Linked DNA regions of Homo sapiens: region 2 is linked to region 1. Evidence: read pairs that join two places in POLR2A ChIA-PET (ENCODE). Cell type or tissue: Panc1. All regions are shown on one strand. Each heading gives the region's core, and the rest is flanking DNA. Links, peaks and the distances in the headings are about the cores only. Region 1 has its middle 26 kb from the start of EPB41L1. Region 2 has its middle 7.3 kb from the start of PHF20.

Region 1 (10,292 bases), core at 3,542-6,041:
CAGGGAGCAAGTTAATGAGAGGGGTGAACTAGAACCCAGATCTCTTGAATCTACTGACTTAATTCCCTAAACACAAGCTCTTACTTTGTGCATGGGCTTGGTGGGAAGAAATGGTGGTCTTTTCAGACCCCAAATACCAAAGGGTAGTTGGATCTCAGCCAGAATGGAACTCATCTTGCCCTCATGGCAGTCCCAGGCCAGAAACAAGGCGGGGCTCAACGCTGGTGGACCAGGCCAACTGGGCTAACAGCCAGAGTGGAGCCAAAGGCACAGCTCGGGCCCTCTCACCAGCTACATAATAAAGTAATTATGGGATTAGGGATAAAATTAGTCACTTGTGTAATTATTTTTCTTAGAACAAGAGCAGAAAGGACCTTTTTCAAGAGTTGTTCCTTGGCCCTCCCAAGAGTATTCATGCAGAGACACAGATGAGTGCACACACCCACAAGCACGTGTACACACACAGCAGTGATGGTGGTGTGTGGAGCGGGTGCTGCTTGGCTTTCTGTGGCAGTGCCTCACAGTGGGTCCCACACCTACCAGGACTACCTCTGAAGGCCAGGGGTGACATTTCCCAATGTCTGCCTCACTGAACACATTTATCACACTATCACAGGTGCACTGCCTTCCTTCCGGGCCCCCCATCATACAGAATCTCTCATACCCCTCCCCGGCCACAGCATATCAGGCCTGGACCCCCAAGCCCTCCCTCCATCTTGGAGGCTAGTGGTACAATTCCAGCAGGACCTGGGGGTCCAGTAATCCAGAGAGATCTTTGCTACTGGCTGCTGTGGCAGGCATAATAATGCGCCCCCCCCCCCCGCCCACAAAGATGTCCATGTCTTCATCCCCAGAATCAGGTGAATATGTTACCTCACGTGGCAAAAGGGACCTTGCACAGGTGATTAGGTAAAGAGTTTTGAGATGGAGAATGGTCCTAGATTATCTGAATGGGCTCAATGTAACCACAGGGGTTCTTGTAAGTCAAAAGGGGATTTGGGGGAATCGGAGGAGATATGATGACGGAGGCAGAGGTGGGAGGGACCCAGCTACTAGAAGGGGCCATGAACCAAGGCATGTGGGTGGCCTGGAGAGCTGGAAAAGGCCAGGTGAGGATCCTCCCCTAGCAGCTCTGCCAACACCCTGACTTCGGCCCCATAAGGTCCATTTTCAGATTTTGACCTCTAGAAGTCTAGGGTCATCCATTTGTGTTGTTTTAAGTATATGGTCATTTGTTAGGGCAGCATTAGGAAACTGACACAGTCACCTAGGGAGGGGTCCTCAGAACTCACCTTTCCCTCCAGACTGAAACGCCCTCCTCAAGGGCTAGCCAGGGAGATTCCTTGGGGCCAGATGTCCCCTGGATATACCTCTGGGGAACAGGCCTGAGCTGGGGCCCCAAGCTCTAACCTAGAGAGATAACTTTGTGGGGGAAAGCACCCCAGAAAGAAGGTGACGGCTCTGGGAGGAAAGGGAGAGACCCCACCTTATAGATCCATCCAGGCCCTCCACCCCTCCCACATATTCTTGAACAGAGGGCCACCTACGCCATAAACCACACCATCCACAGCAGTAGCCTGGCATCAGGGAAAGAGAGCACTGGAGGCAGGAAGCCTGATTCTGGCCTCAGCTCTGCCCCTGCATCACTAGGTGGTGAGAGATCAGCCCCTTCCTCTCTCTAGGCCTGACCATTGTCATCCTGGCTTACCGTAGTATTTCAAGTGTCTTCCATGCTTTCATGCACAGAAAGCCTCACAGGGACCCTGTGAGGTAGCTCCCTGTCATGATGTTCACTTTACAGCTGAGGAAGTGGACACAAGGTGGTTAAGAGGGGAGGCTGGTTTGAACCCAGGCAGCCTGACACCACAGCCCTATTCTGCCTCCCGCCTTAGGATGAATGAATGCATGGACAGAGGACAGTTGGGAGCAGTCCCTACACACAAGGAACAGGCTCTTCAGACCTAAGAGAAATAAAAAACAGGCTGGGTGTGGTGGCTCACACCTGTAATCTCAGCACTTTGGGAGGCCAAGGTGGGTGGATCACCTGACGTCAGGAATTTGAGACTAGCCTGGCCAACATGGTGAAACCCCATCTTTACTAAAAATACAAAAATTAGCCAGGCGCGGTGGCTCATGCCTGAAATCCCAGCACTTTGGGAGGCCGAGGCGGGCGGATCACCAGAGGCCAGGAGTTCAAGACCAGCCTGACCAACATAGAGAAACCCCATCTCTACTAAAAATACAAAATTAGCTGGGCGTGGTGGCACATGCCTGTAACCCCAGCTACTCGGGAGGCTGAGGCAGGAGAATCACTTGAACCCAGGAGGCAGAGGCTGCAGTGAGCCAAGATTGAGCCATTGCACTCCAGCCTGGGCAACAAGAGCAAAATTCTGTCTCAAAAAAAAAAAAAAAAATTAGCCGGGTGTGGTGGCGGGCTCCTGTAATCCCAGCTACTCAGGAGGCTGAGACAGGAGAATCCCTTGAACCCAGAGGCAGAGGTTACAGTGAGCCGAGATCATGCCACTGTACTCCAGCCTGGGCAACAAGAGCAAAACTCTGTCTCGGGGAAAAAAAGAGAGAGAGAGAGAGAGAGAGAGAGAGAAATTTTTAAAAATCAAATAGAGAGAGAGAGAAAAATAAAAAACAGTTCCTGCCATTCACCCTGGATGCTGGGGGTTAAAGGTTGGCATAGCAGTTTGGCAAGTTTACTGAGAGCCTCTAAGGCAGCCACAGCCTTTTACCCAGCATTCTCTTCCTGGGTCTTCACCCCAAGAGACATCATCATCTGAAATACAGGAAGAACATTTTATGCAATGTTCATTGCACTGTTATTCATAATAGCAAAAACTAGAAACAGCCGGAATATCCATGAGCAGGAAAAGGGATGAGTTGATCGTGTATTTAATAGAATCCTCAGTAACGACACGGAAGGCAGCTTCCGATACAACATTAAGAGAAAAATGCAGGACAGTACTGATGATGCGGTAGAAATTATGACTGTGCAAGAAAGAGCAAAGGAAAACTGGTGAAAGGAAACACTCCAAGCTCCCAATCATATTCAGGAGTAATTTTTTTCTGCTTCCTGTTTTCCCAAATCTTGGTACTATGTTATTATGGTTTTAATTAAAAAAAACAAAAAAAAAAACACTGCTGGGCAAGGTGGCTCATGCCTGTAATCCCAGCATTTTCGAAGGCCAAGGCGAGCAGATCACTTGAGGTCAGGAGTTCGAAATCAGCCTGGCCAATATGGAGAAATACCGTCTCTACTAAAAATAGAAAAATTAATTGGGCATGGTGGCGGGTGCCTGTAATCCCAGCTACTTGGGAGGCTGAGGCATGAGAATCACTTGAACCTGGGGGGCGGAGGTTGCAGTAAGCTGAGATCACGCCACTGCACTCCAGGCTGAGTGACAGAGCAAGACTCCGTCTCAAAAAAAAAAAACAAAAAAAAAAAACAAACCTGCCGGGTGCAGTGGCACACTCTGTAATCCCGGCTACTCTGGAGGCTGAAGTAGGAGGATCCCTTGAGTCAAAGAGTTTGAGGCTGTGATTGCACCTGTGAGTTGCCACTGCACTCCAGCCTGGCCAACATAATGAGCTCTCATTTGTAATTTTTAAAATAAATGAATAAATTGAATTTTTAAAATTAAAAAACGGTATTATTTTAAAAACGACAATAACTGCAATGCAGCCCTGAGGAACCCACACACTGAACAGTTAAGGAGAGGAGCAGCAACAGGCAAATGAGGGCAGGCCAGAGTGAGAAAGCCAGAAAGTGGGGTGTGCTGTCCCAGAGACCAAGGAGAGGGAGTGCTTCGGGAGCAGTGAGCCTGGGGTCAGGGTGGCCTGGGACCCGCTAGTGACCCAATGCTTGCCCTTATGCCTCCCAACTGCATTCATAATGCAAACCAGGTGCCAAGAATGATCTAACAATCGGCCCTCACACATTCCCCAGGAAGGCGTCTGAAAAAGTGCCCCCACCATGACCAGTGGCTCCAGGAGCAGTATTTACAATGCAAACCAGGCTCCCCCCAGGAGAAGCGGTAACTTACCACACCCGTGGCCATTCACCCCGCAGTCCAGCCCAAGCAAAACAGAAGAGGCCTCACGTACAAGAGCCTGGTCAGAATTTTCTGGTGTCTTCAGAATAGGACTCTTGGTCCATACCATTCACCAATTCTACCACCTGTGTTTCCACAGGGACTCGCAAACCAAACCACTCCCAGGACCCACCCCTCACCCCCACCCATGCTGGCTTCTTAGGCCCATCCCTCAGCCTCTTTGAGACATGTCCCTTAGATTCTGTGCCTCCTCCATGTAAGCTACACAAGCTTGCCCAGAGAGTCACATCTCATTGGCACAAATTCACCCACCCACACACCCACCAGCCTTTTTTCTTCTGAGAATGCCCCTTCCTCCCTCTCTCCACCCACCTCATCCAGGACCCCAGGCAAACCTCAGCAAAGGAGGGAAGGTCCCCCAGCAACTCATGCCTGACTTCAACATCCCATCCCTGCCTCCCACCACACCTGTGACAGACAGTGGCCAGGTCTGGCTGCTGCCTCTAGACCCCAGAGGTGGAGAGAGGCTAGGTCACAAAGCTAAAAACTAAACCAGGCTCTGAAGGCCAACTAAGAAGTCCTCTCTGACCCTCAACCTGGTGAGTCGACAAGAAGCAGGGCTGAGTCACTACCAGATGCAACCCCATCACCCCATGCTAAGAAATTGACATTGCTTACAGCCCAAATGCACGGGTCATCCTCCTGGGCAGCCTGTGGTAATGAGTGTCACGGGGCCAAGGCAGGGCCAGTACCAATTAAGGCTGCTCCCTTTCCTGCCAGTGAGCTCAGTCTCATTACTTTGCTCCATTTTCAGCTCATCTGAAAAATCCTCATTTGAGGTCCCTGGAGGATCTTAAAAGTGTTATTTAAACATTAGCTCTGACACACAGCCTCCCCCATCCACCCAAGGCCAATACTTTTTTCTCCCTGCTTTTTGGCACTGCCAGGAATGAGCAGCATCTAAGGCCCGGCCTGGGGCACCTCAGGTCTTGCAGCCTAGGGCCCCTCCTCAGTCTGAACTTTCCCCATCTCCCTGCCTTGTTTAGAAGAGAGAGCAGGGAAGGGAACTTGGTGTCTCCTGTATGGCAGACATGTCATCTTGGCAACAAGCCCTGTGAGGTGGCATTATTATTCCTGTGTGATAGATGGGGAGACTGCAACTGAGCCACCCTCCCAAGGTCACATAGCCAGCAGGTAGACAAATTAGGCCTGGAACCCAGGACTGCTGAGCTCCAGGGCTCTTCCAGCTGCCCCCGCCCACCCCCACATGCTCCTTTCTGCACACTGCCTAGCCCCACCCTGCAACAGACACAAGCACCCATCATTCGTTCCCCCGGGCTTCTGACCCTGGGGCTCGGTCCAGGTGAGACAGATGAGGACAAGAGGGGTTGCAGGATGTAGGGCTTCTAGGACAGGCTTCAGGGAGCACAATTTTTCCTACAGAAAACCAAAACAATGCTCAAGGCTGGTTACAACCCCCTATTCTGACCTGCATCTTACAAGGGAACCTACGAGAGAGAATGCAGTCAGAGGCACACAAGAGGCACGAGGAGGGCCATGGAAGGTCAGAGAGGGGATCTGGGCTGTGTGGTCAGGGAAGTCAGAGCTGGAAGGACCAGAGTTTAGCCCAATGCCTTCATTTTTACAGGTAGGGAAACCGAGGCCCAGGGAGAAGAGACCTGCCCAAGGCCAAGAGTGAGTCTGCCTATGTCAGGATTGGTATACAGTTTTCCTGATTCTTAGGCTAGCTTTCCTGGACCTAGAAGGATGAAAGGCCTGGGGCAGATGCTGCCCAGGATTAGTGAAAGACGAATGAGCAAGGGGATCCAGCACCCCCAGCTAAGGAGGTAGGACAGAGACACCAACACAGTGCATCCATGGGGACTCCAGCCTTACTCGTCTCTCACCTCAGGGAAGGTGTAGGCAGAAGAGAGGCCCTTCCATTCACCAAAGCTTAAGCTCCAGCAGGAGCCAATCAGGGCCTTAGAAGAAGGCAGAAACTTTGGTTCCCCTGGCAACTCAGACAAAGGCATCTCCTCATCACTGCAATCAGCTGGGGTGGGGATGCAGACTGTATTCCGCCAGACCCAGACAGGGCTCTCCTCTCCTTTTCTCATAAGAAGGGGGTACCAACCCAATCCCTTTGGTTTTAGCCCTGAAACTTCAGTCATATCTCTGAGCTCATCTCAGATGGGAGGCGGGGTATGGATGAGCCTCACTGTCAGAGGCTTAGGACAATAATAGCTGAGTCCTCTCCAGTCTGCGGGGGCCCTCCCGCTGCCACTAGGTGTGTGCCTCTGAGATGGGCCGGGGGCTGTGCTGATGTTCATCAGTTCATCACCCCTATCCTCCTCTCCAGAGGCAGTGCCAGCTGCATGCCATGGGAAAGCCTGTAGCTGCCAGTGAGGTGCCTGGGCCAAGCCCAGCTGTGGCATTATTCACAATCATGAGCAACTTTCATGCACCTTCTCTTGTTCCCATCCATAAGGAAAATTAGACGGGTAATCTAAGACCTAAGTTTCTCTGGAATGTGAGCTTCCAGTCCACACCAATCAAGAAAATAACAGAGAGAGGGAGCACGCAGGAGCTTACCTTTCACCACTCTTGAAAAGTTGCCTAGTCTTGGTCCAGAGCCGTGGAATAAATACACAAAACATTCCACTGGCCAGGCACGGTGGCTCACGCCTGTAATCCCAGCACTTTGGGAGGCCGAGGCGGGCGGATCATCCGAGGTCGGGAGTTTGAGACCAGCCTGACCAACATGGAGAAACCCAGTCTCTACTAAAAATACAAAATTAGCTGGGCGTGGTGGCACATGCCTGTAATCCCAGCTATTTGGGAGGCTGAGTTAGGAGAATCGCTTGAACCCGGGAGGCAGAGGTTGCAGTGAGCCGAGATCACGCCATTGCACTCCAGCCTGGGCAACAAGAGTGAAACTCTGTCTCAAAAAAAAAAAAAAAAAAAATTCCACTAACTGGAACTGCCTTTTTGTACATGCTTTGAAGAAAATCACAAGAAAACTGATAGACTCTGAAATACAGCTTCCAAATAAAATCCCCAGCTTTGTTACCACCAAAGGAGGCCAAGCTGCCACCCCTCCTTAGGAGGTATGCACGGTGTCCCCACAGGAGGCCTTCCTCATCCCTAATGGAGGAGTCATCATTCAGAGATTTTAGAAAGATTTTCTACACAGAGAGTCAGATAAAAGAGAGGTTTCTCAGGGAGCTACTGAATTCCCAGAAAAGTCAAACTACAGGCATCAAAACCCACATGCACTGTCCATACTTTCGGTTTTATAATCTCGTCAGCCCCCCATCGAGAAAGTCTGCAGCCATCTAGGACAAGTTCCTTTCTTCCCCCTCCCTTCCCCAAGACCCATCGGCCCCACACTGTCCGTTCTCTGTCTCTACTCACTCTGTGATCTGTTCCCTCTTCTACACTTCCATGAGCCTGAGATGAAGCCCATCACTTCTCACCAGGCCACACCAACAGACTACCATCCGTCTCCTGGTCTCCAGCCTTACCCTTCCAATTCATCCTCCCACTGCCAGAAATCAGATCACATCATTCCCAACCTGATACCCTGCAGTGTCTTCATCGCTCTCCAGATAAAGTGCCAGCTCCTGGTCAATATACACGGGCTGCAGGAGCTGGACCCACCTGCCACTCCACTTGCCTCCTTGCCGTCCCCAACACACACAGGAAACTCCTGCCACTCCAAAGTGTTTCATGCCTCTGTGCACTTGTGGTTCAATCTACCTTTCTGAATCCCCCACTGTTGAATGGAAGATAATAGCTCACCTTTACTGAGCGCTCAGTAGGTGCTAGGCTCTCTGCTAAGCCCTTTGCAGGTTCTACCTCATTGATCCTCCCCAAGAAAACCATGAGGCAGGTACGAACAGCAGCCTGTTTACAGATGAAGAAACAGAATCAGAAATGCAAATGAACCTAGCAGAAGTCACACGGTTGATAAGGGGAGGGGCTCAAATAGAAATCCAAGCATCTGACTCTTAGGTCACCCCTATCCTCCACTCCCCAGAAACAATGTAATGGCCATGTGGAATCAGAAAACACAGGATGCTCCTAACTGTGTCCCCTCCTTCTGGGCCTGTAGGAATAGCCTGTCTCAGAGAATGACACCAGAAAGGTTCCCAGCCTGTCTCTCTCTGGGTTTGTCCCCAACCCTGCAACCCCACCACCATACAGCACAGCCCCTTGAGTACGCAAAGTGGCTGAGCCCACATCTTAGAAGTAGGGCTTTATAGTTACATTAATGGCCCAGCAATGACTTCCAGCTACTCTTTCAGGAAGTCTAAACTCTTTGGCTGAGCATCAGGGACCCCCAAGATCTGGCACGAGTGCATCACTTTCCAATCTTAATTACCCGCTGCCTCCCCTACCCACCATGTATGCAATCTATCAGTGGGTATTTATTTTCTCTGCCATGTCAGTTCTCACTAAAAGCTGCCATTTATTGAGCACCTCCTAAGAGCCATACCCTATGCCAGGCACTCAACCAGCACTCTCTCATTTCCTTACAATTCATTCATTCATTCATCCAATAGATACTTATTGAATACCTACTGTGCGCCATGCCACATGGAATCAAGAGTGAACATGACATTAAAAGAAAAAGACAAATAGCTACAAATTGTGATAAGCATTATGAAGGAATCAAGAGGTGGTGAAAAAAGCAGTGCAGGGGGTGGGAGGACTAAATTAAACTGCGACGTAGAGGATAAGAAGGAGCCAAGGCGGCAAAGAGCCAGGAAAAGAATTCTAAGCAGAGGGAACCTAAGCATGTGTAAAGGTCTTGAGACTGGAATAAATTTGCTAAATGAACAGAGAAGACTCCTGTGGCTGACGGAAATGACCAATAGAATAATTTCCAATGATCTATGGAGACCAATAGAGATAGATGGCTGGAAGGGGGAGGCAGGAACCGGCTCACTCAGGGCTCTGAACGCCATGGTAAGGAATTTAGATTTTATTCTAAGGGCAGAGGAAAGTCACTGAGTGACATAGTCAGATTTGTGTTTTTTGGGTTTTTTGTTTTGTTTTGTTTTGTTTTTTTGAGACGGAGTCTCACTCTGTCGCCCAGGCTGGAGTGCAGTGGCGCGATCTCGGCTCACTGCAAGCTCTGCATCCCGGGTTCACACCATTCTCCTGCCTCAGCCTCCCGAGTAGCTGGGACTACAGGCGCCCACCACCACACCCGGCTAATTTCTTTTTTTTTGTATTTTTAGTAGAGACGGGGTTTCACCATGTTAGCCAGGATGGTCTCGATCTCCTGACTTCGTGATCCGCCCACCTCAGACTCCCAAAGTGTTGGGATTACAGGTGTGGGCCACTGCACCCAGCCAAATTTGTGTTTTACAAAGTTCACTCTGGCTGCCACTTGGAAAGGAGACTTGGGAATATAGATGGTGTATGTATTGTATGCAAAGTAATTGGCATAGCACTGGCACATAGGTGCTCACTGAATGTTAATTCCCTTTTTCTTCTCTCTCTAGCCCCCATCTCAGGCTGGGAATGTCCTCTTCATCTAACTCCCATTCCTTCTTCTGACCTATACATTGTCAGAACTTAAATTTTCTGCCCAAGCGCAGTGGCTCACTCCTATAATCCAAGCACTTTGGGAAGCCAAGGTGGGTGGATCACCTGAGGTCAGGTGTTTGAGACCAGCCTGGCCAACATGGCAAAACCCTGTCTCTACAAAAATTAGCCAGGTATGATGGTGGATGCCTGTAATACCAGCTACTTGGGAAGCTGAGGCAGGAGAATCACTTGAACCCAGGAGGCGGAGGTTGCAGCGAGCCAAGATTGCGCCACTGCACTCTAGCCTAGGCAACAGAGCGAGATTCTGTCTCAAAAACAAACAAACAAACAAAAAAACCAGAACTTAAATTTTCTGAGGACATGTGATCTGGAAGACATGTGTCTTCCTCGTTAGATCGGGAAACTGAGGTGCAGCGAAAGTACACAATTTTCCCAGTGTCACAGAGGGGGCCTGTAGCAGTGGTGGAATTTTTCTGCCTTCCCCTCTTCCCCCAAACTAGACCCTGGGCTGGTCTGAAGGTCGGGAGGAACAGGAGGCAGCAAGTGCGAGGGCCTTTCCTCTGTATTCTTGTTCTCTACCTCTGCCCCTCCCCCCCGATCATGGAGACGTTCAGAAAGCCTGGTTCTCAGTCAATTATGGTCTCAGGGTAAGTGGAGCATGGGAGGGGGCCT
Region 2 (10,292 bases), core at 3,887-6,386, 360 kb after region 1:
ATAGAGCAAGATTCCATCTCAAAAAATAATAATAAAATAAAATAAAATTGTAACAATACAGAAAAGATTCACATGACCCCTGCATAAGGATAAGCATGCAAATTCATGATACATTTCATACTTTTTAAAAAATCAGCAATTTGAGAATCAGTGCCACTCAGTCAAGTAAGTGCTCACATATAGGAAGGGCCTTCCCAAGATCCTCTGGGTTTATGTTTATTAATATGAAATTGCTCAGATGTCAGTGGCTATGGTAGCACACAAAGAACTTTTTGCCCCCCAACCACAATAATGCCAAGAACTCCAGACTCTGTAGCCCCGTATAAATATAGCATGTTTCTTTACTTATTCAACCTGCATTTACCGAGAGTCAAATTCAAGATGGGCACCAAACACTCAGAGCACAATGAGACTTAGGCCCTGCTCTCGAGGAGCTCACAGACTGGTGAAGTAATCATGGCAAGCAAAAGAGAAATATGTTACAAGGGCCCCTGAGCTACAACAGGAGTGCAGGCTTGGAAAACAAACAGGCACAAGGACAGCTCCACCAAGAAAGAGCAACAACAGCTGCTGCCCCCAGCAACACTGCGCACCACTGCTGTGATTCAATCTTAGTATCCCTTTGTCTTTGAGTCACTCACTCAAGAGGCAAGGTCTTGGCCAGCAGCCACTGTCGATTGGCCAATCTCAGGTCACATGGATGAGTCCAGCCTGCCAGGGAAAGAAGAGAGGAATGACCTGCCCCTAAGGGTACTCCCCAAGATGGGAAGTGAGGGTTGGAAGGAGACTGACACTGATCAGGGAAAAATAACTGAATACAGATGAGAAAAAAGTACCTTGTGAGCTAAGCTCTTTCTGATGTAAAAACTTGCAGAAATTTGACTTACCAGCTTCTTCTGAACTGAATATTAATGGAATGCTAGCCAGAGAGCTCCAGTTTACAAGATTTTGGTCTAAAGTCCACTGACTTTAGACCAGAAGTAACATCTACCTTCTGCCTTAAGATCCTCCCCAGCATCTTACTAATACTGTATTTCAAAACTGTAGTCCCAGCCCATAAGCTGAGAGCTCCACAATGAAACCCTGTGTGCATCCATACAAAGTATAGGATAGCACAAAAAGCATCTACCTGCATGGAAGAGTTGTCACTCTCTGTAGGCATTGCTTTTCTTCAATATTCACTTTTTTTACTCAATGGGATAATATATATCTACCAACGCAGAATTGTCACGTTTAAGTTCAATAATATGTGAGAAAATGTACTGAACTACAAAGTTCTATACAACTTCATTTCTAATTTCTTTTTTACTAGATTCAGCATATTCAAAATATTCCTAGCTAAAGAGAAGCAGAATTAAAGATCCAACATGAGATAAAATATTCAATTAGGAAACTGATCTTTCTCAATGTCTACCCAGCAAACCTCTATACTCTATCCTTATGCAACCCTAAAGCACTTACAGTGAGTCTGTTAAGGGAAAAGAGGGAAACTAAAACAGAAAAGTAAGCCCTCTAGATCTCACAGACCCCATGTACTGAGTATCACCAAACTTGAGCATGTCAGTCCCCAAAAGCAGGAACTGGGGTGTGATCTCTGCAGCACCAAGCTGAGTGTGAGAACTCAGGAAGCCGGAAACCACAGTCACAGTAGCATCTGAAAGGTCCAAGACCTCAACAAGGCACCAGAGGCCCAAGGGAAGCAGGTTGTCTTGGCCCTGGCCGGACGTCTCTCCAGTCTGGGCTCCACGGAAAGTTCCCGAACTCCCCAGGCCTTCACTGCTCTCCAAGTGAGGGGGAGGAGAATTAACTAGGAATTCCAAATTACTTCCTGCATTTTGCATGATTACAAGGAGGGAGGGAGCAGTCGGAAGGAAAGGAAAGCATTTTGTATTCTTGTCCTAGTCACTAAAAAGGCTGATAAGGCCAGGCACAGAAGCTCACGCCTGTAATCCTAACACTCTGAGAGGCCAAGGCAGGCGAATCACTTGAAGTCAGGAGTTCGAGACCAGCCTGGCCAAAATGGTGAAACCCCATCTCTACTAAAATACAAAAATTAGCTGGGCGTGGTGGTACATGCCTGTAATCCCAGCTACTGGGGAGGCTGAGGCAGGAGAATTGCTTGAACCCGGGAGGCAGAGGTTGCAGTGAACCAAGATCATCATGCCACTGCACTCTAGCCTGGGCGACAGAGCCAGACTCTGTCTCAAAAAAAAAAAAAAAAGGAGGGGGGGCCAGGCTTGGTGGCTCACTCCTGTAATCTCAGCACTTTGGGCGGCCAAGGCCGGCACATCACCTGAGGGCAGGAGTTGGAGACCAGCCTGGCCAACACGGTGAAACCCCATCTCTACTAAAATACAAAAATTTGCCAGGCGTCGTGGCGCATCCTGTAATCCCAGCGACTCGGGAGGCTGAGGCGGCAGAATCGCTTGAACCCAGAAGGCAGAAGTTGCAGTGAGCTGGGATCACACCATTGCACTCCAGTCACTGTTACCTGTAATTTAAACATACCTAATAAATATTTCTTGTGGGTTAAAATTCTTACGAGCCTAGAGATAAAGGGAAACGGGGAGGATTTTCGCCTCAGGGACTAAGAGAATGGAGGTTATAAAGAGGTAAATTAAACAAACAGTCTTGGAATATCCAGGTAATCCACTTCAGTCTCCAAACTTCTTGTAATTTAATTTTAAACAGTTAATGTTGTCACATGGTTCAAATACTGGAAATTACATAAACGTTGTACAATACAAAGTCTCCCTGAAATTCTTGTCCCTCATTGGTCCAGTTCCAATTGGTAAACATGACACTTACTTTTTTAATGAATCGTTTGTGTCAGGATCTTGCTCTGTTGCCCAGGCTGGAGTGCAGCGCCACGATCACAGCTTACTGCAGCTTCAAACTCCTGGGCTCAAGCAGTCCTCCCACCTCAGCCTCCCAAGTAGCTGGGACTACAGGTGCACACCATCAGTATTTCTTTACATATATATAAGCAAACTTTGATACAGTTCTTATATTGATCCTTTAACACAAAAGGAACATTTATTCATGTTGTTGTTCACCTTACTTTTTTCATTAAACAAAACTTGTTTTTTTTAGAGACAGAGTCTCACTCTGTCGCCCAGGCTGGAGTGCAGTGGGGTGATCTTGGCTCACTGCAAGCTCCGCCTCCCAGGTTCACGCCATTCTCCTGCCTCAGCCTCCCAAGTAGCTGGGAGTACAGGCGCCCACCACCATGCCCAGCTAATTTTTGTATTTTTAGTAGAGACGGGGTTTCACCATGTTAGCCAAGATGGTCTCGATCTCCTGACCTCATGATCCTCCTGCCTCAGCCTCCCAAAGTGCTGGAATTACAGACATGAGCCACTGCGCCCAGCCGAAATTTTTTTTTCTTTTTTTTTTTGAGATGGAGTTTTGTTCTTCTCACCCAGGCTGGAGTGCAGTGGAGCAATCTCAGTTCACTGCAACCTCTGCCTTCCAGGTTCTATCGATTCTCCTACGTAGCCAAGATGGTCTTGATCTCCTGACCTCGTTATCCTCCTGCGCAGCCTCCCAAGTAACTGGGATTACAGGTGTCCACCACTATGCCGGGCTAATTTTTGTATTTTTAGTATTTTGTATTTTAGCCAGGATGATCTCGATCTCCTGACCTCATGATCTGCCCACCTCAGCCTCCCAAAGCGCTGGGATTACAGGCGTGAGCCATTACACCTGGCCTAATTTGATTTATTTTCTTACATAATTGTATTTGCTTTTACCATCAGATTGTGAACTTCTCTGGGAACAGGACTGCTTCTTGTTTATCTCGATCCCCCCAGCTCCTAGCATCCTGCCTAGAATGTGCTGGTTGTTTAACAACTATTTGTTGAATTGATTGGAGTTGCTTTGGAGATGCATCAGTGGAGAGCCAGAGGAAGGAAGGATGAAAGTATTTCCAGAAATAGAGCACATTACTCGGTGAAAATAAAATATAGACAGGGGCATGCTTTTTTTTCTTTTTTCCTATTTTTTTTTTTTAACATAGAGACGGGGTCTCGCTATGTGGCCCAGACTGATCTCAGACTCCTGGGCTCAAGCAATTCTCCTGCCTTGGCCTCCCAAAGTGCTGGGATTACAGGTGTGAACCACCACATCCAGCCAAGCATTTTGTTTTTTTATTTATTTATTTTATTTTATTTTATTTTATTTTATTTTATTTTATTTTATTCTTGAGACAGAGTCTCACTCTGTTGCCCAGGCTGGAGTGCAGTGGCGAGGTATCAGCTCACAGCAACCTCTGCCTCCCAGGTTCAAGCAATTCTTTTTCCTCAGCGTCCTGAGTAACTGGGATTGCAGGTGCCTGCCACCATGCCCAGCTAATTTTTTTTGTATTTTTAGTAGAGATGGCGTTTCATCATGTTGGCCAGACTAGTCTCAAACTCCTGACCTCATGATCTGCCGGCCTCAGCCTCCCAAAGCACTGGGATTTAAAGCATGAGCCACTGCACCCAGCCCTAATTTTTTTATTTTTTTAAGACATTGTCTCACTCTGTCACCCAGGCTGGAGTACAGTGGTGACATCTCGGCTTGCCACAACCTCTGCCTCCAGGGTTCAAGCAATTCTCATGCCTCAGCCTCTTGAGTAGCTGGGATTACAGGTATGCACCACCACACCTGGCTAATTTTCATATTTTTAGTAGAGTCAGGGTTTCACCATGTTGGCCAGGCTGGTTTCAAGCCATCTGTCGGCCTCAGCCTAACAAAGAGCTGGAATTACAGCAATGAGCCACCGTGCCTGGCTGGGCATGTTTTCATGCATACAGGAATTCTGTATGAAAGTGAGTTGCATGGGTGGGGTAGAGAGTTGAGCAGATTCCATTAGAATGGCAGATAAGAGGCTGGCAGGGTGGCTGACACCTGTAATCCCAGCACTTTGGGAGGCCAAGGTGGGTGGATCATTGAGGTCAGGAGCTTGAGACCAGCTGGGCCAACATGGTGAAACCATATATCTACTAAAATACAAAAATTAGCTGGGCGTGGCCAGGCATAGTGGCTCACGCCTGTAATCCCAGCATTTTGGGAGACTGAGGTAGACGAATCATGATGTCAGGAGTTTGAGACCAGCCTGGCTAACATGGTGAAACCGTGTGTCTACTAAAAGTACAAATATTAGCCTGGTGTGGTGGTGCATGCCTGTAATCCCAGGTACTCAGGAGGCTGAGGCAGGAACTGAGGCAGTGAGCGGAGATCATGTCACTGCACCCCAGCCTGGGCGACAGAGTGAGACTCTGTCTCAAAAAAAAAAAAAAAAAAAAAAAAAGGGCAGATAAGAGCTAATCTGTGAAAGGACATGATGAAAGGATATTTTTTTTTGAGATTAAATTTTGCTCTTTTTGCCCAAACTGGAGTGCAACGGCATGACCTCAGCTCACTGCAAACTGCGCGTCCCTGGTTCAAGTGATTCTCCTGCCTCAGCCTCCAAAGTAGCTGGGATTATAGGCACCCGCTACAACACCTGGCTAATTTTTTAATTATTTTATTTTATTTTATTTTATTTTTTTGAGACATAGTTTCTCTCTTGTTGCCCAGGCTGGAGTGCAATGGTATGACCTTGGCTCACCACAACTTCCACCTCCCAAGGCGATTCCCCTGCCTCAGCCTCCAGAGTAGCTGGGATTACAGGCATGTGCCACCATGCCAGGCTGGTTTTGTATTTTTAGTAGAGATAGGGTTTTTCTACGCTGGTCAGGCTGGTCTTGAACTCCTGACCTCAGGTGATCCAACTGCCTCGGCCTCCCAAAGTGCTGGAATTACAGGCATGAGCCACTGCACCCAGATTGTGGCTTTTATTTTTTTTAAGAAATGTTGGCTGGGCATGGTGGCTCACGCCTGTAATCCCAGCACTTTGGGAGGCCGAGGCGGGCGGATCACAATGTCAAGAGATCAAGACCATCCTGGCCAACATGGTGAAACCCCGTCTCTACTAAAAATACAAAAATTAGCTGGGCGTGGTGGTGTGTGACTGTAGTCTCAGCTACTCTCGGGAGGCTGAGGCAGGAGAAACGCTTGAACCCAGGAGGTGGAGGTTGCAGTGAGCTGAGATCATGCCACTGCACTCCAGCCTGGCGACAGAGTGAGAGACTCCATCCCAAAAAAAAAAAAAAAAAAAAAAAAAAAAAAAAAAAAAAAAAGAAGGGTTTTGGAGTTTTTTAAATACAATTTTATTTTTTTTAATTAATTAATTTATTTATTTTTGAGACGGATTCTTACTCTGTTGCCCAGGCTGGAGTGCAATGGTGCAGTCTTGGCTCACTGCAACCTCCGTCTCCTGGGCTCATGCGATTCTCCTGCCTCAGCCTCCGGAGTAACTGGGATTACAAGCATGCACTACCACACCTGGCTAATTTTTGTATTTTTAGTAGAGGTGGGGTTTCACCATGTTGGCCAGGCTAGTCTGGACTCCTGACCTCAGGTGATCTGCCTGCCTCAGCATCCCAAAGTGCTGGGATTACAGGTGTGAGCCACCGCACCCGGCTAAAAAAAATAATTTTTATTTTAGCCAGGTATTTGAAGATTTCTGCCTTCAGTTTACTTCCTCTAATAAATAGGCTCCCCTGAAAATGAAAGGAGATAGGGAAGAGGAGGAGGGGCAATGATGTAGCTTGTAGGATAAATAACTCTGAAAATAATAAAGGGTGAAGGCTGGACGCAGTGGCTCATGGCTCTAATCCCAGCACTTTGGGAGGCGAAGGCAGGTGGATCACAAGGACAGGAGTTCCAGACCAGCTTGGCCAACATGGTGAAACCGCATCTCTACTAAAGTTACAAAAAATTAGCCGGGTGTGGTGGTGGTGGTGCGCGCCTGTAATCCCAGCTACTCGGGAGGCTAAGGCAGGAGCCTCTGCTTGAACCCGGGAGGCGGAGGTTGCAGTGAGCTGAGATGTCGCCATTGCACTCCAGCCTGAGCGACAGGGCAAGACTCTGTCCCCAAAAAAAAAAAAAAAAAAAAAAAGAATAAAGGCTGAAAAGAGTTTGGTGCTTGTGAAGTAGTCGTGGGTTGGGGCGAGGGGATAGGACAATGACATAGTCAAGGAAAGCAGGGAAAATGGAACAAGGCGTGAGAGTACCTGTCAGTGCCTGTTTTTCCATAATTGTTCCTCCAGTGACTTTCTTTAGTGGTGCTATTTAGAGTGTGGAATTTGGAATTCAGATTGGACTTCAGATACCTTTTTAGGCCCAAGGGAAGTATGCACTAGGCTGGGGAGGGTGAAATGAAGGAAGCAAGATTTCAAATCTGTAAGTGTAGGGTGACAGTGAAGGGAGAGAGAGCCTTAGGGTCTTGGTGAGTCAGTAAGCAGACAAGAAGGGATTCGCAGAGGTCCGGGTGGCAGAGCATTAATTATCAACATTTCTTTTCCTTCTTTTTTTTTTTTTTTGGAGATAGAGTTTTGCTCTTGTTGCCTAGGCTGGAGTGCAGTGGCGTGATCTCAGCTCACCGCAACCTCCAACTCCCGAGTTTGAGCGATTCTCCTTAATCCCAAGAGAATCCCAAATAGCTGGGATTATAGGTATGCGCCACCATGCCCAGCTAATTTTATATTTTTACTAGAGACAGGGCTTCTCCATGTTGGCCAAGCTGGTCTCAAACTCCGGACCTCTGGTGATCCACCCGCCTTGGCCTCCCAAAGTGCTGGGATTACATCGCGCCCAGCAATTATCAACATTTCTACTGTCCTCCTTTTTTTTAACCTCAAATGCACATAATTACACAGATAACACTCAATCATGCTTTTGTTTCTTGGCACCCAATTCCCACTAAGCCAGACACAGCCCCACTTTTTCCTTTCTTTTTGGTTTTTGTCTTGTTTTTTGAATATAAAAGGATGTTTATTGAAGCATGGTTTATAACAATGGAAAAGTTGTGATTGACTATCAGTAGGGAAATTATTTATTGCAACATTGTTTATAAACATATAAACATTGAAAACAAAGTAAATGAATGGCTCCTCTTTGTTATTCTTCTTCTTTTTTCTTTTTTTCTTTGAGACAGAGTCTTGCTCTGTTGCCCAGGCTGGAGTGCACTGGCGTCCTGCCTCAGCCTCCCCGGTAGCTGGGAATACAGGCACGTGCCACCACGCCTGGCTAAATTTTTTTTTTTTTTTAAACGGAGTCTCGCTCTTTCACCAGGCTGGAGTGCAGTGGCGTAATCTTGGCTCACTGCAACCTCCGCCTCCCTTCTGTCTCAGCCTCCTGAGTAGCTGGGACTACAGGCAAGCGCCACAATGCACAGCTAATTTTTGTATAGGCACAGGGTTTCACCATATCGGCCAGGATGGTCTAGATCTCTTGACCTCATGATCTGCCTGCCTCGGCCTCCCAAAGTGCTGGGATTACAGGCGTGAGCCACTGCGCCCGGCCTAATTTTTTGTATTTTTAGTAGAGATGGGGTTTCACTGCGTTAGCCCAGGATGGTCTAGATCTCCTGACCTCCTGATTCGCTGGCCTTGGCCCCCCAACATGCTGGAATTACAGGTGTGAGCCACCACACCTGACCTGTTACTCTTCTTTAGCTTCCATTCTGTCTCAATTCCCTAACGCTTCTGAGACTACCCATGTGTATATGTATATCCATGAATAAAATATAAATATTTTATGTACTTGAATTTATAATATTTTCTTTAATGTCTTGTCCTTTTTGTGTGTTCAGAATATTTCCCACACAAGATCATCACGATAATTTCCAAAACTTCTCTTTTTATTTTATATATTTATTTAAGAGACAAAGTCTGGCTTTTTAGCCCTGGCTGGAGTGCAGTGGCACGATCATAACTCACTGCAGCCTCGACCTTTCCTGACCAAGTGATCCTCCCACCTCAGCCTCCCAAGTGGCTGGAACTACAGATGCATGCCATTATGCCTGGCTAACTTTAATTTTTAAATTATTTTTATTATTTAAAAATTTTATTTATTGATGTATTTTTTGAGATGGAGCCTTGCTTTGTTGCTCAGACTGGAGTGCTGTGGTGTGATATTGGCTCACTGCAACCTCCATCTCCTGGGTTCAAGAGATCCTCCCATCTAAGCCTCCCAAGTAGCTGGGACTACAGGTGTGAGCCACCTCATCCGGCTAAGTTTTGTATTATTTTTGTAGACAGAGAGTTTCACCATGTTGCCCAGGCTGGTCTTGAACTGCTGGGCTCTAGTGATCTGTCTGCCTCAGCCTCCCAAAGTGCTGGGATTATAGGCATGAGCCACCACACCTGGCCTTTTAAATTTTTTTGTAGAGACAGGGTCTCACCATGTTGCACAGGCTGGTCTTGAATTCCTGGGCTCAAGTGATCCTCTAGCCTTGGCTTCCCAAAGTGCTGAGCTTATAGGCAGAAAATTGGAAGTCACCCACATGGCCATCAATAGGGGACTGATTAAGCAAATTATAATATGTCCACACAAGGAATACTATGCAGCAGTAACATAAAACAAAATAATAAGGACCTTATATTTATTCCATTGTATAAAATATATTGTTGGGCTGGGCACAGTGTTTCATGCCTGTAATTCCAGCACTTTGGGAGGCTAAGGCAGGTGGTCAGGGGTTCGAGACCAGCCTGGCCAACATGGTGAAACCCCATCTCTACTAAAAGAATACAAAAAAAATCAGCTGGGCATGGTGGCGCACACCTGTAATCCCAGCTACTCGGGAGGCTAAAGCAGGAGAATCACTTGAACCCAGGATCCAGAGTTTGCAGTGAGCCAAGATCATGCCAGTACACTCCAGCTTGAGCAACAGAACAAGACTCTGCCTCAAAAAACAAACAAAAAAACTTTATGAAGTAGCCAGGTGTGATGGCAAGTGCCTGTAGTCCCAACTACTTGGGAAGCTGAGGTGAGAGAATTGCTTGAGTCCAGGAGTTTGAGGTTACAGTGAGCCATGATTGTGCCACTGCATTCCACTGGGTGACAGAGCCAGACTGTCTCAAAATAACTAAGTAAGGAACTAAATAAATATAAGAAAATGTAGAGTGTCTTTTTGTTGTTGTTGTTTTGAGACAGAGTTTCACTCTTGTTGCCCAGGCTGGAGTGCAGTGGTGTGACCTCGGCTCACTGCAACCTCCGCCCCCTGGGTTCAAGTGATTCTCCTGCCTCAGTCTCCTGAGTAGCTGGGATTACAGGCATGCGCCACCACGCCTGGCTATTTTTTTTTAAATTATTCTTAGTAGAGAAGGGGTTTCACCATGTTGCACAGGCTGGTCTCGGACTCCTGAACTTGTGATCTGCCTGCCTTGGCCTTCCAAAGCGCTGGGATTACAAGCGTGAGCCAC

Evidence for each region. ChIA-PET counts read pairs that join two places held together with the same protein. Peaks named below come from ENCODE experiments on the same cell type or tissue, not always from the same donor. Only the 100,000 strongest peaks of a DNase experiment are listed, where the experiment ranks them.
Region 2: POLR2A ChIA-PET joins it to region 1 with 9 read pairs; 3 of 35 experiments call an interaction of 5 or more read pairs at or near these places.

The regions. Positions count from the first base shown.
Region 1 is chr20:36,123,098-36,133,389 of GRCh38, reverse strand. It overlaps a transcript of EPB41L1 not described here. Among named protein-coding and RNA genes, the nearest start is that of EPB41L1, 26 kb to the left of the region's middle. RefSeq lists an enhancer at 3,902-4,403. In Panc1, for the core only: no CTCF peak of the experiment used is centred there; a DNase peak (open chromatin) is centred at 4,769.
Region 2 is chr20:35,759,618-35,769,909 of GRCh38, reverse strand. It overlaps the pseudogene LOC124904972. Among named protein-coding and RNA genes, the nearest start is that of PHF20, 7.3 kb to the left of the region's middle. RefSeq lists a silencer at 7,156-7,356. In Panc1, for the core only: no CTCF peak of the experiment used is centred there; no DNase peak of the experiment used is centred there.